Linked DNA regions of Homo sapiens: regions 2 and 3 are each linked to region 1. Evidence: chromatin contacts called from ENCODE Hi-C data. All regions are on one chromosome and are shown on one strand. Each heading gives the region's core, a stretch centred on a gene start or an enhancer-like site at or near the end of the contact. The rest is flanking DNA. Distances are from core to core; before and after follow the strand shown.

Evidence for each region. A loop is a pair of places that touch in the nucleus more often than their neighbours do. Pooled maps may share reads with other maps.
Region 2: a loop to region 1 is called in a map of CD4-positive, alpha-beta T cell, with 8 times the contacts of the local background. The contact joins the promoter of SLC25A14 here to the promoter of UTP14A in region 1. A Hi-C loop is called at or near these places in 2 of 168 maps with a recorded cell type or tissue (CD4-positive, alpha-beta T cell and CD8-positive, alpha-beta T cell) and 9 of 50 pooled maps.
Region 3: a map of gastrocnemius medialis shows a loop between it and region 1 (4-fold over the local background). The contact joins the promoter of SMARCA1 here to the promoter of UTP14A in region 1. A Hi-C loop is called at or near these places in 1 of 168 maps with a recorded cell type or tissue (gastrocnemius medialis) and 1 of 50 pooled maps.

Annotation. Positions count from the first base shown.
Region 1 is chrX:129,904,839-129,907,608 of GRCh38, forward strand. UTP14A (UTP14A small subunit processome component) reads left to right here and starts at 1,326. Exons shown (of 15, transcript NM_006649.4): 1 at 1,326-1,398; 2 at 2,529-2,604. The coding sequence starts at 1,373. It overlaps LOC105373335 (a long non-coding RNA gene), which reads right to left. Exons shown (of 3, transcript NR_188631.1): 3 at 2,426-2,770.
Region 2 is chrX:130,338,503-130,341,272 of GRCh38, forward strand. It overlaps SLC25A14 (solute carrier family 25 member 14), which reads left to right and starts at 1,417. Exons shown (of 11, transcript NM_001282195.2): 1 at 1,417-1,474; 2 at 1,605-1,851. The coding sequence starts at 1,777. RefSeq lists an enhancer at 1,049-1,622 and a silencer at 1,435-1,644.
Region 3 is chrX:129,522,134-129,524,903 of GRCh38, forward strand. SMARCA1 (SNF2 related chromatin remodeling ATPase 1) reads right to left here and starts at 1,357. Exons shown (of 25, transcript NM_001282874.2): 1 at 1,064-1,357. The coding sequence starts at 1,237.

The DNA of each region.
Region 1 (2,770 bases), core at 76-2,575:
TGGATTACAAGAATGAAAAGAACGGGCCGGGCGCCGTGGCTCACGCCTGTAATCCTAGCACTTTGGGAGGCCGAGACGGGTGGATCATGAGGTCACGAGATCGAGACCATCCTGGCTAACACGGTGAAACCCCGTCTCTACTTAAAAAAAAAAAAAAAATTAGCCGGGTGTGGTGGCAGGCGCCTGTAGTCCCAGCTACTCAGGAAGCTGAGGCAGGTGAATGGTGTGAACCCGGGAGGCGGAGCTTGCAGTGAGCTGAGATCGCACCACTGCATTCCAGCGTGGGCGACGGAGTGAGACTCCGTCTCAAAAAAAAAAAATGAAAAGAATGTTCTTGTCTATTATTTTTCTACAATCATTAATTAATATATATATATATTAGGCCGGGCCCGGTGGCTCACACCTGTAATCTCAGCACTTTGGGAGGCCGAGGCGGGCAGATCACTTGAGGCCAGGAATTCTAGACCAGCCTGGCCAACGTGGCAAAACCCCGTCTCTACTAAAAATGCAAATATTAGCCGAGCATGGTGGCGGGTGCCTGTAATCCTAGCGACTCGGGAGGCTGAGGCAGGAGAATCGCTTGAACCCGGGAGGTGGAGGTTGCAGTGAGCTGAGATCACGCCATTGCACTCCAGCCTGAACGACACAGCAAGGCTCTGTCTCAAAAATAAATAAATAAAATTCTTAAAAGTTGATGGGAGAAAAAAAGTTGTTTAAAAAAATTTTTTTAAGTTGATGGGAGGTGAGGAAGCGTAGTTACTGATGGCCCCTTCTTGGATAAAAAAAATCTTTTGACTCAGGAAATGAAGAACAAAGCTGCAATTACAAGGGATCAAAGGCGATTTTTCCTTAAATGGAAGGAAACTTGTTATGTTCACCATCGGATCTCCGGGGCCCGGCACAATCTGGCCACTTAATAGGCATTCAATAAACCCCCGAGCTGGCTTGTGGTCGGCTTGCAGGACGCCGTCGCACAAGGACGGGCGCTGTAGTCTTTCCTTCTGGATTCTGCAGTGACGAATGAAGGCGCGGGCTCAGCCCCTGAGAGCGCAGCACCGTCGCCCTAAGCTAACCCACCTTGGGCCACGTGGAAACCAGGGGCCAGGAGGACAGACACCCGCGCGCCAGAGAAATACGGGGTGGGTGGAGAAAGGAATGCCCCACCCGCTGACAGCCGTTTCATCTCAGGCCTCCCAGTTTTCTGCAGGCCCCTCCCTACACGGCTCCTGCTTCTCTCACGCCTCGTACGGAACGGAAGTGACGTGTACGTCGCGAGCGATTGACGGAAACAGAAATTGCTTTGCGGCCCGCACGGAAATTGCTTTCCTTCGGCTTCCGTTCTTGGTCCATGTGAGAGAAGCTGGCTGCTGAAATGACTGCGAACCGGCTTGCAGAGAGGTGAAGGGCAACGAGGGGAGGGGGGATTCTGGGTCTCGTTGGGGGCCGGGTTCCCCAGCTTTTGGGAAATGGGAGCCCCCCCTTTAACAGATGGCAGTGGTTCCCCTGAAGAGCTGGCCATTCGTTCCTATTTTCCGCGATCCAGCCTTTAAAGCCCTTTTAATTTAATTTCATTCGCTTACTCCGCTCCTCAGCTGTATAGCCGCATCCCTGTTGGTCCTGATGCTGTTTCTGCCTCCCCAGCTCATTTACTGTGTTTCACATTTTTCGTCACGTGGCCCCTTTTTCTGCCTCTGTCGCGGCCCGATTTAATCCTCTGCGCAGGCAGTGCAGGCGTTATAAACTCCCCGAATCTTGGAAAGCTTTGCTGATTGGAGTCATCCACCACGTTTTGGCTCCTGTGATGTTTTGTGCCCCCCCCACCCCGCCCCCGGAACTAAATGTAGTCCGTTTAGTAATGTTGGCTTTGCAAATACTAATAATATATGCTGTTAGGTAATGGTACATTTTATAATTTGTTTGTGGGTACCAATCTCCTTAGTTAAGCACCTACTTTACTAAGCAAGCCCCAGGGAAAGTGGCTTACCCAGCTGCTTTCGACCTGTTTCTCCATTCCTGGGAACAAGGATCAAGATAACACTTTTGATTAGGCTGCCTATCAATGAGTCAAATATATGGAGGATGCTTAGAAATATTAATCGTGAAACTGCCTTGCCTCCAGGGCTAGCTAGCAACAGCGTCTTTGGCCATATTATTCTAGGGTCTGACATTTTTACAGCTTCCCATAGGTCATAGGAAATGTTGTGCCAATCCCTGAAAAGTGATAGCTCTTTTACATGCAGTTTTGAAGTCAGGCATCACTCTTGGAGGTGATGCCTGACTTCAGTCTAAATTTCACATCTTGACAAGTTTCCAAAGGCATTCACGCTGCTTTATATATCTTCTGAGGGATAGGGCTATTCTGTGCTGAAATTACAATGTTTTCGAGATTGTTTTAATAGATTAGACATTGCTTCAAATAATAATATTTCTTTTTTTAATTTCGACTTTTATTATAATTAAGGGATACATATGCAGGTTTGTTACATGGGTATATTGCATTCACATTTCTCTGTTGCCTCTTTTAACAGCCTTCTGGCTTTGAGCCAACAGGAAGAACTAGCGGATTTGCCAAAAGACTACCTCTTGAGTGAGAGTGAAGATGAGGTGGGTGACAATTGCTAAACTGCCTTCAAAATTAGGGTAGAGAGCACATTCCTGGAATGGAAGGGTGTGACAATGTTCTATGTATTTGTTCAGGTCTCTCAAATAAATTGCAAATGGTTAGTGTTTCATATATAAGATACTGTATCATATTAAGTGCTATGAGGAT
Region 2 (2,770 bases), core at 167-2,666, 430 kb after region 1:
TAGTTCCAAATATTTATTCATTCAACAAATAACCATTTAGGGCCAACTTGCACTGACTTTTCCTTATAACACATAAGCAATAAACCCTATTATTGCGTACTCTCGCGTGATTAGGGAACGTTGTTAAGAGGCTCAAAAATCGGACGTCATAGCTCAAAAATCGGACGTCATAGCACATTGGCTAATGGAATCACCCAGGGGCTTTGCGGTTTCCCCTTCCAGCAGCCAGAGGGGCCAGAGTCGGAAGCTGGGGGTCGGACTCTTGGCATCTTCTGGTGGATTATGAGGTTTGGATTAACTGGGATTTCCCGTTGGTGTTTTTCTGCCTCATCTGTTTAGCTTTTTGTGGTCCCCTTTTTGGTATCCAACTTGCTCTTTCTTAAGTGAAGTTTCTGATTAAAGCAAGAGCTTCGAGTAAGGGGTCTGACCGTAATTTTTCACTGGTTAATGTCTGACGTCCAGTAGGTGCTGTCTGGATCATTCTCCGTCCCTCCCTCCCTTCTTTCCCTCCCCCCCTTCCTTTCTCTCCCTTTCTCTTTTCTTTCTCTCTCTCCCTCCCTCCTTCCTTTCTCTTTCTCTCTCTCTCTCTTTCTCTCCTTTCTTGGATGGAGTCTTGCTTTGTCACCCAGGCTAGAGGGCAGTGGCGTGATCTCAGCTCACTGCAACCTCCACCTCCGGGGTTCAAGTGACTCTCCTGCCTCAGCCTCCCGAGTAGCTGGGACCACAGGTGCGTGCCACCACACCCAGCTAATTTTTTTGCATTTTTACTAGAGACGGGATTTCACCATGTTGGCCAGGCTGGTCTCAAAACTCCTGGCATCAAGTGATGCGCCCGGACCCTCAAAGTGTTGAGATTACAGGCGTGAGCCACCGCGCCTGGCCTTGAACTTTATTTTCTCATTGAGCCCAGGCACCTCACTAAATTCGGCTCACCCCTATGTCTCACTTTCCTACTTTTGTTTTGAAGCCTTTGCCCCACCCCCTCCACGTTGCCGCCTTTTTCGTACTGAGCGCGCAGGGCACTACGCCCACCACTCCCCTTGACCCACTCCTCAAGCCCTGATACCGGGGCGAGGCCCCTTCCTTTTCTAGTCCTTCTACGCGCCAGGTGGGTGGGTTTCGCGGTGACGAGGCGACACCTCTTTCCCCTCTGGCGAGCACGTTAACTGGGGAAGCTACCAAATTCTCACGCCTTAGCTGCCCTGCCTCCACCTCCCGCAAGTCCGGTTGCCCCTCTAGGCTTCTGCGCCTGCAGTGGTTCCGACCCTCGCCTTTAGAACTCTGCCGCTTCCGCCTCTTATTTCGCGCCTTTGTTTTTAGTTTTGGAAGGGGCGGAGTTGAAATGGCTGCGCCGCGGTTGCCGAAGCAACGCTTTGGTTACTTCCGTTGGTTTCAATGCTTCCGGGTTGGCGCTGCAGTGGCGTTTCCGACTGTGGGAGCCTCAGCTTCCCAGTCGTCCGATGAGCCCGAGCAGGTGAGGGGGAGCTCCTGGACTTCCAGGCTGGGGAGCGGGGCTGGGCCGCGCCAGGCCGCGCGGGGCCGGGCTGGCCTGGTTCCCGGCCTGGGAGGGGCTTAACGGTCCTCTGGTCTCTCTCTCCCCTCAGCTGAGTCCCTTCCCTGTCTTTCACTCTTCTGGCATCGGTGGTTTTACTTCTTCGATTGAACCCTGCTTCCTCGACCCCCCTGGGAGGCCGCCTTCTTCAGGCGCCTCCCTTCTCTCCACGAGCTCGCTCTGACAGCTGAGGAACTGGCAAGATCCTGCTACCCAGAGGGTGAATGGGTATCTTTCCCGGAATAATCCTAATTTTTCTAAGGGTGAAGTTTGCAACGGCGGCCGTGATTGTAAGCGGAGTAAGCAAACACCTCCATTGTATTAGTGTAAGGGATACTGTTGAAAGATGCTCCCCTTCGGTTTCTACCCCCTGTCACTCCTGAGGTCAAGGCATTGAAGGCATCTATTAAAATGCAGTTCAGTTACTTGATTGGCATGACAGCTGTTATCAACATGAATTAGTTTCTCAGACAGGATAACAGCAGGGACATTTATGGTTTCCTGTCAGTGATTCCTTGTTGTTGTTGTTTTTCCCCCCAGCCTAGAGATGCCTAGCGTTATCATGAACTCTTCCCTCGTCTTCATTCCCTACATCATCGAGTTCTTTGTGTCTTCATTGGGGAAGTCTATCTCTAACCTCAGTGCCAACAAGCATCTTTGTCTGCTGTACTTTGCACCATCCTAAGCTAGTCTCCCTGCCTCTCCCGTTTGTAATGTAATCCACTGTGTTTGCTGCAGCCCTAATAGGCTAAAATGTGGTGGATTTCCTCAAGTCACTTCGTTGTTAAACACACACACACAAAACATGCAGCCCCCTCCTACACCCCCTACCCCCACCCCTTGGTTTCAAGCCTTTCAACATAACATGCTCCTTATCACACTTCTTGTCTGATACTGTTTCAGTCAACAAGGGAATTCTCTGTTCCAGTTAGGTTCCTTTCTTCTTGGCACAAACCATACTGATGCCTGCTTCTACATGCTGTGCTTGTTCCCACATTTGTGTTTCTGTTCATTCTCTCTTCCCTGCCCCTCTCCCTTACCTGCACCTAACCAGGTTGTACCTACCGTCTCTCAAGGTTCAATTTAGGTTCTCTCACCTCGGCAATTTTCAAATTAGTCAATCCCATGCTGGTTGTAGTCTTTTCTATGCTCCTCTTGCTCTTAAAGTTTGTACTACACAGTTTAGTACTTAATTTTTCTCTAACGCACTACTTTGAT
Region 3 (2,770 bases), core at 107-2,606, 380 kb before region 1:
CATCCTATTTTTATGTCAATTTTTCAACGTTTTATAGTTTTATTTGCATGTCTCGGGCCACACGAAATGTGCCTTATGGAGATAATACATATTTTCTGGATTGGCTTTAATATGTGTCAGAGCAGTTCCCTTACGTTAGAAGCAGCTCATCTTGGCGACGCTGAGTTTTTTAAAAATTAAAGGAGAAAAAAAAAAAAAACCTGTGTGTGTCCAGGAGCCAGCAGCGCCCACTAGGAGAGGGAGGCGGAAGCCTGGAAAGCTTGGGGCCGGATTGAGGGACCATTGGGGTGGCCCTGGAGTGAAACCCTATACCGTCGGGGGCGGGGCAGAAGAGGGTGAGGGTGCAGATGTTGGAAATTTTCCTAAGCCAGCGTCCACGGTTCCTCAGTTTGGGGGGGCGGGGGGGTACGACGCAGAGAGCTCCTTTCCTCGGGGTGACACCCCCACCTCGGCAGGCGGGGTTCAAACGAACAAGGGATGGTTTTTTTCCTGCCATCCAAAAGACCGACATTGCCAATGAAAGAAAGAAATGTCTTCCCTGTCACCCTCCACCCAGCAACCACCAGCACCTTGAAATTCAAATTACAAAAAAAGCCCCAGCAAAACCCCTTTAGCGCGAGTGTGGGATTGAAGGGCCCAGATTTCCCAGGCAGAGGCCGACGGGAAGGCGGGGGGAGAGGGAGCGAGCGAGAGGAGAGGGAGAGGCGGAGGCTTTTTCCTGCACAGCCCCATCCCCCACCCCGTTACCCGAGTTCCGGGAAGGTGGAGGGGGTCGGGGGCTGTCGAGGGGCTCCCGAGCCCCCAGGCCCCGGGAGAGCGGGCACCCCTCCACCCCGCGCCGCTCCCGCCCGCGCCCAGCCCCGCCCCCGTCCTCCAGGCGGCGAGAAGGAAAGGGGGAGGGGAGCGAACGCCAGGCGGTTCCGCCGCCGACCCCCGCACCCGCCGCCCCTAGCCCCGCAAAGCTCCGCGGGTACCTGTCGGCGCCGAAAGGTCAGGGTTTGGGCCCCTCAGAGGGGCCAGGCACAGGATTTGTCCACCACACACACACCCCCTTCCTATTTACCTCCTTCTTCTTCTCGCCCTTCTCCGTGGCCGCGGTGGCTTCGGTGGCCGCGGCGGCCGCTCCCTCCTCCTGAGAGGTGGACGGCCCGGGCTGCTCGTCCTCTATGACCACGATAGTGGCGGTCGCATCCGCGGCTGCCACGGTGGCTGCCACTGCGGCAGTGTCCTGCTCCATGCCGTGGGAGCGGGAACGAGTAGGGGGACAAGGCAGGGGACGAGGGCTCCTGGGCGGCGGCAGTGGCTGCACTGGAAAGAGCTAGATGGAGCAGGGGTGGGGAATCACTCCGCTTCCAACCCCTTCGCTCAGGCCCCCCCTTCTTTAAATAACCCTCAACCCTGCCCCACTTCCGTCCACCCACCCTACGTCATGGCCTCCCCCCGTCACTCTCCCCCCTTCCTCCACCCCCCCCCCCTCAACGATCGCGAGACTCCCCTTCCCCACCCAGAGCCCGGGCCGGCCCCGCACGACCAACTGTTGCCTGAGTGTGGGGCGCGGACAGGGGTGGAGGCGGGAACCCACAACTCGCGGCCCCCTGAAAATCTCCTTTCCCACACGCCCCCAACAGTGAGCCTGAGCTCCCCTCGCAGATGCGTGCAGAACGAATCCTCTTTCCCTTAAATCTGCTCTTTGTACCTCGGGGCGCTCTCCCCTTCTTGCACAAAGAACTTTTCCTCTGCTCCTAACTGTACTGTAGAAGGTCTTTTTCACCATTTGCAAAGCGCGGAACCCCTCTGGGACTGCCCTTTCCCGGATCCCTAAAGAGGTAGGATTAGCGGTGCTGTTTCCACCTTCCTAAATTCTGCACAAAGAGAAGCACTCCTTGAATCTCTTGATTGCAGCTGCAAACACATTCACTTACAAGGCAAAGTCTGACTCTCAAGTTTTACGTATATTTGCTCTATTTTCACCTCTGGTACCTCTCAGGTAGCCAATGTGCAGGAACACTTCTCTTACCTTCACCACTGCATTTTTAAATTCCTAGGGGACAAGGTTACCCACCGAACCTGGGGCAACATGTGGTAGGCACTCAATATTAGCAATTGAAATGAATTACTGTGATTTTTTGGCACAGGTTCTATTTGCACCTCCATTATTATTTGGTAATAATACAACACATAATATGAATGATCATGGATATAAAATCATTTCGTGATACAGAATCAATCAGTGTCCATCAGCAGGTGAATGGTTAAGGAAAATGTGGTCTGTATACACAATGGAATACTATGTAGCCATAAAAAAGAATGAAATGTCATTTGCAGCAACATAAATGAAACTGATGTTTATTATGTTGCACAAAATAAGCCAGGCACAGAAAGACAAATAACACATGTTCTCACTCATATGTGGGAGCTAAAAAGTTGATCTCATGGAGGTAGAGAGTAGAATGATAGGTACCAGAAGTCTGGGAAGGGTGTGTGGGGTTGAGGCGGATCAATGAAGAGAGGTCAGTTAATGAGTACAAATATACAGTTAGATGGAAGGAATAAGTTATAATGTTCAAAGTAGAGTAGGGTGACTCTACTGAACAAACAATGCAATGTATATTTCGAAATAGCTAGAAGAGAGGACATGAAATGTTCCCAACACATAGAAATGATAAATACTTGAGGCAATGGACACCCTAAATACCCTGTCTTGAGAAGGACCCTTAAGGACAGCAACAGTGGAGGATTTATTTTTCACCATGTTGCAGCTATTGAAAGA